2 separate regions of the Homo sapiens genome follow, and region 2 is linked to region 1. The links are chromatin contacts, found by Hi-C in ENCODE. All regions are on one chromosome and are shown on one strand. The core of a region is the stretch at or near the end of the contact, and the rest is flanking DNA. Distances in the headings are between cores, read along the strand shown. Region 1 holds the start of OR4D5 (olfactory receptor family 4 subfamily D member 5). Region 2 holds the start of OR10G8 (olfactory receptor family 10 subfamily G member 8).

The links. A loop is a pair of places that touch in the nucleus more often than their neighbours do.
Region 2: a loop to region 1 is called in a map of endothelial cell of hepatic sinusoid, with 2.4 times the contacts of the local background. The contact joins the promoter of OR10G8 here to the promoter of OR4D5 in region 1. A Hi-C loop is called at or near these places in 2 of 168 maps with a recorded cell type or tissue (endothelial cell of hepatic sinusoid and endothelial cell of umbilical vein).

The regions. Positions count from the first base shown.
Region 1 is chr11:123,936,317-123,941,135 of GRCh38, reverse strand. OR4D5 (olfactory receptor family 4 subfamily D member 5) reads right to left here and starts at 1,519. Exons shown (of 1, transcript NM_001001965.1): 1 at 563-1,519. The coding sequence starts at 1,519. The coding sequence ends at 563.
Region 2 is chr11:124,024,232-124,028,751 of GRCh38, reverse strand. OR10G8 (olfactory receptor family 10 subfamily G member 8) reads right to left here and starts at 1,954. Exons shown (of 2, transcript NM_001004464.2): 1 at 1,885-1,954.

The sequences.
Region 1 (4,819 bases), core at 270-2,769:
TTCTAACTAAATGTTATTAATATGATGATGATGATGACACTGATGGCAACAACAGTGACCCTAGGAAACTATGAGGAAGAAAGTGATTTGCCCAAGGTAATTTCCTTTTTCCTCATTGACGAACAGTCAATCAATCAATCAGTCTCCACTGGGACTCAGGGTCCAATATTTCAAGAGAACCCTTGTCTCAAAGAAATTTAAAAATATTTTAAGCTCTTCCAATGTACTTTGTGTCCAAAAAGTGATATCAGGAAAGAGACACCAGATTTACTAGTTGAAACTTTCTCAGCAAGGCCAACATCATTCTTACGTGGGAAAGTGGCCCCTGAGCCAAACAGTACTTCTACATAGAACTTGATACTTTTTATCTGGGAGGCATTTAGAAGCAGTTCTAAGACACTCATCCCATCTTCTATTGTGGCTAATAGTTCAGGTCACCAGAACCTGATTGAGGTTAAGAACAATGGAGAAGAAGTAGGCATAGATTTTATCTACCTCGAGGGTCCTATCCAGCAGGCTAATACCCTGTAGCATCTTTCAGATTCTCAGGTCACTGCCTCTGCTAATGTAAGGGTCTGTGCTCCAGGGGACCAATAGGGTCCTTTTTCCTCCTCCACAGCTTCTTCATGGCCATGATCACTTCCTTGTTTCTCAGGGTATAGATGGCAGGATTCAGCATGGGGGTGACAATTGTGTATAGCACAGAGACGGCCTTGTCCATGGGGAATGTCCGAAAAGGCCTTGTATAGACGTAGATGCAAGGCACAAAGATTAAGGTCACCACAGCAATGTGAGAGGCACAGGTAGACAGGGCCTTGCTGCGGCCCTCCCGTGAGTGGCTTCGGAGCATGACTAGCAGTGCTGTGTACGATCCCAGAAGCACCAGAAAACACATCAGGGTCACCAGGCCATTGTTAGACACCATTAAAAGCTCTAAGACAAAGGTATCTGTGCAGGCCAATTTGATCAGCTGAGGCACATCACAATAAAAGTTGTCCAGCTTGTCAGGCCCACAGAATGGCAGCTGGATAGTCAATGCAATCTGTACTATGGAGTGGATGAAGCCCCCCACCCAGGAGGCTGCCATAAGGAGTGCACAGACAGTCTGATTCATAATGAGCGTGTAGTGCAGGGGCTGGGAAATGGCAATGTAGCGGTCATACGCCATGACAGTCAGCAGGAAGATCTTGATGCCTCCAATGAAGTGGAAGAAGAAGAGTTGAGTCAGGCATCCACCAAAGGAAATGGTAGGGTTGCCTGAGAGCAAGTCAACCAGCATCCTAGGTGCTGTGATGGAAGAGTAGCAAAAGTCCAGGAAAGAAAGATTGCCCAAGAGAAAATACATGGTTGTGTGCAGGTGTGGGTCGGAGGTCACTATGACCACAATAAGAAGGTTTCCCACTACAGTCATAAAATACACAGCAGAGAAAACAGTGAAGAAAACAAACCGAAGCTCCCAAACCTGAGAGAGCCCCAGTAGAACAAATCCTGCCACCTGGGAATGATTTGCTGGATTCATCTGGTTGGTATGACCTTGTCAATGAACCTGCTAAGAAAAAAGGACATATTATTCAGGGGATCTGCAAAGTTCTCTAAAATAATTCCCTCTGCTTCCTCTGGGAAATTCTTCACTCTTTCATTTTCCATAAGGAGAATGTTGTAAGTGGTTCTGCAGGACACCAAGCATTTGAACATCATATATTGGTGATATCAAACTCCAAAGGCATAAAACTCAGGATAGCACTCATACTATTTCTGGTTTATGAGAATCAGAAGTAATAAGCCCTCAAAAATTGAAAATGGCATGTAGAGAAGAGAGTGTTAAATGGAAAATGAATTTTGATTCTTCCAGTAACTAGTTGTGTAAACAGAAACAATTATCTGCAGTTCTTTAAGCCTCGCTTCCCTTGTCTATGCTATAAAATTAACCAAAATGTCCTCAAAGTCTCCTTTACTTTAATATTTGATACCATATATGGCCTTAATTTAGAAAACCTGATGCATCCCTGCATGCCAGACATTTAGACGAAGCTTCCATGGATTGACAGAGTTCTAATATTTGTCCCAAAACAACAGGAAGTGCAAGTTGTCCATTACAGCCCTGAATAAATATTCAGTTGCCTTCTGATATAGCTCTATCTTGGATATACATTTTCAGGCCTAGCAGGATACTGAAGCCATGGGTAAGGGAGCAGAATAGAAATCACCGGGGCCGGGCGCGGTGGCTCACGCCTATAATCCCAGCAGTTTGGGAGGCCGAGGTGGACGCATCACCTGAAGTCAGGAGTCCGAGACCAGCCTGGCCAACATGGAGAAACCCTGTCTCTAATAAAACTACAAAAATTACCTGGCATGATGGCGGGCACCGGTAATCCCAGCTACTCAAAAACTCAGAAATTGAAAAATGGGATGAGCAGCAGGCCGAGGCAGGAGAATGGCGTGAACCTTGGGGGTGGATACCGCCGTGAGCTGAGATCACGCCACTGCACTCCAGCCTGGGAGATGGAGTGAGACTCTGTCAAAAAAAAAAAAAAAAAAAGAAAAGAAAAGAAAAAGAAAAGAAAAGAAATCACTGCCCCCTGCACTTTAAAAGGGTAGTGAAGAACTACTAGTCTCTCTAAAATTAGATAAGAAAACGTGATAGAAAAAGCTTCCTGTCTGGTGGCTCTGGGAAACCCAGAGAAACTATAGTCCCGGAGGAAACATAGGAGAAGGCAACAAGAATATTAAATCACTTCCGAATCGTTTGAATGTCAATATTAATTTCAGAGACATTACCCAAAGAATAATTTTTATTCATAGGGGAAGCAGCAAGAGGAAGCTATAAATATTAATTAAAATTTTAAAACCACCATCTAAAAACGCAGAGCTACCTTGGAAACCTTCAAAATAAAAGGGGTGTTTTCATACACTTAAGTACTTTAAAACATACTCAGAAAGATGACTAAACAAACTCTAGAATAAAAGCCTTCATGTTGCTGAATAGAACCGTGAAGTGTCATTTCAATTTAACTTAATATTAAGTATGGATTTCAATTATATTTTCTTTCCTTTGTCCATTCATTCAGTAAGCATTTATTCAGCACCTTCTACTTACTAGGCACTGTGCTAAATACTAAGGGGTTAAAGAGTAAGCTACAATGATTTAATACATCTCTAAGTGTGTAACACTCTGCATAGGAGTGTTCCAACACCTGCCCATCTATTAGGTTTCATCAAAACATATTGATATGGTTTGGCTCTGTGTCCCCACCCAAATCTCTTCTCGTATTGTAATCTCCACATGTAAAATGAGGGACCTGGTGGGAGGTGATTGGATCATGGGGGTGGTTTCCCCCATGCTGTTCTCATGATAGTGAAGGAGTTCTCACAAGATCTGATGGTTTAAAAGTGGCAGTCCCCCTGTTCTCTCTTACCTGCTACCATGTAAGATATGCCTTGCTTCCCCTTTGCCTTCCACCATGATTGTAAGTTTCCTGAGACCTCTCCAGCCTTGTGGAACTGTGAGTCAATTAAAACTCCTTTTTTTTAAATAAATTACCCAGTCTCAGGTAGTATCTTTAGAACAGTGTGAGAATGGACTAATACACATGTGTAGCCTCTTTCACACATAAACTGTGATCTAGAGCACATCAAACTACTTGAAGTTGCCAGAAGTTATGCTCAACCCATGCTTCCTTGATTTCCCTTATTCATCTCTATGTATTTATTTTGCTTTAGTTTTAATAACATTAAAACCAAATTTGTGTATTTAAAATACACAAATAATTGGGAATTTTCAGATTCGGTTCCAACATGTAAGACTTTGAAAGTCAATAGTCCTATCCTTAAAACAAGAAAAAGCTGAGTAAACCGAAAGTCAATGGCTTTTCTTGGACCAAGCAGAGACATGAGGTCACAGGGCAAATGAACACCTGAAAATCTGGAGAGAAATATGACAAAATACTTACAAAGTGTATATGAGGAAGGCTACAATACTCTGATAAAAGAAATTCAAAAACTAAATAATAGGAGAGATAGTTCACATTTATGCATAAGATGTTTCAATATTACCAAGATGTCAGTTCTTCCCAATTTGATCTATAGATTCAATGCAATATCAATAAAAATCCCAGAATTTTATTTTGTGAATAGCAACAAACTGATTCTAAAGTTTATATGAAGAGGCAAATCATGTAGAATAGCCAACACAATATTGAAGGAGAAGAATAAAGTTGGAGGACCAACCAACACTACTAGACTTCAAGACTTATAAAGCTATAGTAATCAAGACATTGTGGTATTAGCAACAGGCTAGACACATAGATCAATTAAACAGAATAGAGAGCTCAGAAATAGATCAACAGAAATATAGTCAACTGATCTTTGACAAAGGATCAAAGGCAATGCAATGGAATAAAGATAGCCTTTTCAACAAATGGCGCTAGAACTGGTTATCCACCTGCAAAAAAAAAAAAAAAATCTAGACACAGACCTTACACTCTTTAGAAAAATTAGCTCAGAATGAGTCAGATATTTGGGGATTTCAACACTAGTCTGTCATTGATTGATAGATCAAGAAAACAGAAAATCATAATATTGTGGACCTGTACAGCACAATCAATCAACTGGTTCTAGTTGACATTTATACAAAATGCCATTGAACAACAGCAGAATACACATTCTTCTCAAACTCACATGGAATGTTCTCCGTGATAGACCACATTATAGACCTGAAAATACACCTTAACAAACTTAAAAGAATAGAAATCATACAATGTATGTCTTCAGACTACAGTGGAATTCAACTAGTAATCAATAAGATAAAGAGAGCTGAGGC
Region 2 (4,520 bases), core at 705-3,204, 87 kb before region 1:
GAAAACTGAACAGTTCAGCTAAATCATTTTCTAGTTTCCTCATATGTTATTTGACATTACTAACATCACCTACCTCACTGAGAAGTTATAAGCATTAAATAAGATGATACATATAAAGTACTAAGTACTGTGCCTGGCAGGTAGTAACTGCTCAATAAATGACAGTGAGTCTTATCACATTATGCCTTGCAGCAGTATTACAGAATTTCCAGTTTTGGTCTTAGGAAGAAAGAGAGTACATATATTCTTTCAGTGTTTTCAGAGAGTCCTTCTGAATCTAAGAGCTAGGTCTTCTTGGACTATTTTGTGCCTGATACTGTTACTGATGTCCTCACTACTGCCTGCTTTCAAAGGGCTTGTCCTTGGTCTCTCAGAGCAGGTAAGAATCTCAGCGCAACTCCATAATGGGATTCCCACGACCTCCCAAATGATCCAGAGAGCATCAAGGTTCATGCATAACTGTCCCCTGCCCCCATTTCTGCTACCCTAGAACACTTCCTATGTGGTTCTGAGAACATGGCATTCATATGTGCTCTCCCAAACACAATCCACTGGGTAGAGGCCAGCTGTCTTTCATACTCCTTCTACCCTAGGTTTCTAAATATATTCTAATATTGGCTTTGTTAGATATCATGTGTTGCCTCCACCATCTTCCTTTACTCCTCATTCTCATAAATCCAGGTAATGAATGATCTCACAAAGAAGACAATTCCATCAAGTCTCTCTCTTAATTAAGACCTAGAATCTGAGACAGGAAAAACGGGACCAATGTAAGAAGAGGGATCTATGCCACCTTGATGTCAAGAGAAGCTGGGATTCTGTATAATGGAAATCAGGGCCAAAATAAGGTTCTTTGCTTAATATTAATATTAATACAAAATATTGTCTTAGTTCAGGAGTCTTACTAATTGTTCAGTGGGCAAATACTATGAAACTTGTTCACCAGTGTGAGAGAAGCCATGATCTCTGCCCTTCAGAAATCCCAGAGAAGATACCTCCAGGGAATGTGGCTTAAGCTAGTTTAAAGAAAGGTTTTTGAAATATGTAAATAAATAGCAGAAAGGAGATTACTGCAATCACCAACATGGATATCAGAACTTTTAAAATAGAACCAAGATACTCTGAAATTTCTACTGCACCAGGAGGAACAATTCCCAGAATAGCTTCATGATCAGATTTGATGAAATGTGAAAATCCTCATCCAGTGAAGTCCAAGGTAGCCTGAGACCTAAAGCAAGAGTCTCAATCCGCAGGGTCAATGTTTGACTTGCATATTAACATACAGAAGTATACATAGCAACTTTGTCTCTATTAGTATCCCATCAATTACTATCTATCTATCTATGTATCTAACTGATTTTATAACAAAGTCTTAACAATTATCGAATATCTTATATCTGAATGGAAGTTTGACATAAAGGAAAGAAGGAAAGCAGGAGAAAATAAGTTAAATCTACATTTCTAAGAACTCATCTTACAGTAGGTGATTCATTTCAATAGTAAAACTCATCTGAGTTTTTGCCCCAATTTGTCACTTTCCACATGCTGTGTACAGGTGCTAAGTTTGCAAGATACCACTCAAAGAACAGATACAGTGTTAAGAAAGAGTGGTCCTTTTCTACTTAAGGACCAAACCAGTTGAAGTGCAGGGAATGGAAATGAATATGGGTAGGAACTTAAGTTGATTTGTGTCTCAGAGGATGGGATTCCTTTTCAGCTTTTAGGTTCCCTTGATGCATACAAAACCAACAGGAAGAGACCAATGAAAGGATCTTCATAAGCATGCACACATTTCCTTAGAGTTTTTTATTTAGCCTCCTGAGATGAGCCCATGCCTTCCTGGAATCAGTATTTGTACCTTAGAGGAAAGAATAACTGACTTACCCTTTTCTCTCACCAGTGGCTGAGAGACACTCACAACTGCTTGCTCTCAACTTAAAATTTTCCATAATCCATAATGGTCCTCACTTTTTGGTGCTCTCCAGCTCAGCATCACTCACTCGTTCACTGTCTATGGTGGTTTTAATCATCCAAATTCCCCAGCTTTTTCTGTTGTTTAGAGTTTCAGGGTGGCTTTTCCCCAGAGATCTACCTACCTAACATAATTATATCCCAATTGTATCAGTAATCATTAGATATTATTGCTGTCATAATTTTCATTGCTTTTACAACATGAATAAACAATTTTGATATTTCATGCATACGTCTCCTTTTGTAAATTGACTTTTTAGAATCTTTATTCATTGCTTTTTTTTGAGGTAATAGTCTTTATCTTACTGACTTATCTGAAGTTTTACAAATTGAAAACATTAATTTGTTTTTTATTGTAAGGTAAAACGTACTTTGAAATTTATCACCACTTAAATACTTTTTAAACTTGCATAGATATTTTTGCTGTTCTAGGAAATTTTATAAACTGATTCCAATATGTTTTCTGATATTGGCATTTTGCTTTAAAGGGATTTTCTTGATCAGGCGCAGTGGCTCATGCCTGTAATCCCAGTACTTTGGGAGCCAAGGCAGGTGGATCGCTTAAGCCCAGGAGTTGGAGACCAGCTTGGGCAACACAGTGAAACCCTGTCTCTACAAAAACTACACAAATTAGCCAAGTATGATGGTGGGTGCATGTAGTCCCAGCTACTCAGGAGGCTGAGGTGGGAGGATCGCTTGAGCCTTGGGAGGCCAAGGTTGCAGTGAGTTGAGGTGACACCACAGCACTCCAGCCTGGACAACAGAGCCAGATCCTGTCAAAAAAATTTTTTTTCTCACATACAAGTTTATCAGTATTCACTTATGTAATATTTAATGTTTTAAGGCCTTTTCCTTCATTTAAATATTTACTTCATCTGAAATTAATTTTATTTTATGCGTGACATAAGGATGTTTTTATTTTCTATATAATTTGGGATTGTAGTTGTAATTACCTCATTAACTGAAATGGTTTTTCTTTAAGGAATTTGGTTTAAGTTCCCAATTATTTTTGTATTCTCTTTTATACTTTGTGTATTAACCTCTAGTTTTATTACATTATCATCAAAGAAAATGAGTGGCAAATTTTCTATTTCAAAATGTAATAACTTTAGTCTCATGTATTATTTTTATGGTTAGCTTCCTCTATTTGTTTATTTTCTTTAAAAATATGTTTTTAATTAATTTTTTCCAAGAGGGTTTTGCACGCCTATAAAATCTCTTACATAAATAAGTGTCATACAGTCCTCCACATTGATATCTCCTATCTACTATAATTGAGTTTTTATGTGTCTAGTATGACATAGGGTCAAGACTAATTTTTTTATTCTGAATACTCAGATACCTTAACATAATTTATTAAAGAAGGTAATCTTGCTTTATTGCTCGGCAGTGTCATCTTTGTCATATGAGTGTGTATCAGTCTATTCCTTTACGCTGTATTCAGTTACAATTTTCTATTTGTCTAGCCCCATATAAATAAGACACTCCTGAGTTACTATAGCTGTGTAATAAGTTCTGATAACTAGTGTTGTCAATCTTTCAGTTAAGTTTTATTTCTTCAAGATAATATTGACCATTTTGGGACTTATTCAATCCAAACTTTAGGATCCACATGTCCATAGCTGCAAAATCAAATGCTGGGATTTTACTTGGAATAGTATTGAATGTATAGATCTAGTTGAATAAAATTGGCCTTTTTAAAATATGAGTCTCCGTGTGTGCAAGTTGTAAACCTACATTCTTTTAGCAAATTTTATATTTATCTGAAAATATTTTATTTCTATTGTCATGGTCTTACACATGTTACTTAAAATTAAATGCAGCTCCAGGTTCTCATCCTCAGCACTATCGACATTTTGGCCATGATAAGCTTTGTTGTGAGGGTCTCTCCTGTGCATTGTGGAATGCTTAACACCCCTGACCTATAGCCAATAGATGCCAGTGCCTGTGAGAAGCAAGAATATTTCCAGACATTGCCAAATGAACCAGGGGACAAAACAGCCCCAAGTGATCTAGATATTTAAGAGATTTAATGTTTTATATTGAATCTTAACAAACATAATAAAATAGGCGCATGTGATAAGTGCATAAACTATTATATATGTAGCTGTAAATCGTACATTATCATTGCTGGATAGTAATCTATTCTGTGAATACACAATTTCTATTTGATTCATTGATAATATTTAAATATTAATAGCTTGCTATTTTTGCCCATTAAAAATAGTGTTTCTAGAAATGTTTTCCAATACATGTATGTAAATAGACAGATACATATACATACATGATGAAAACCTATATGTTAAATATGCTAAATGCTACAGACTTTCTTTTGTATACACGTTTGGATTTGTATAGACACATACAAATATACAGATACATTAAAACCAAAAAGAAATTTGAACAGCTACAGCCACAATTAGAAAAATGACCTCAAATATTTGTTGCTATTTTTGAACGATGTCTCCATAATGGTAAATTGTTAAGTTTGTGTGCAAAAAAAATCAAACAAAACACAAAACTTTTTATCAAGTTGTAAACATGAAGGA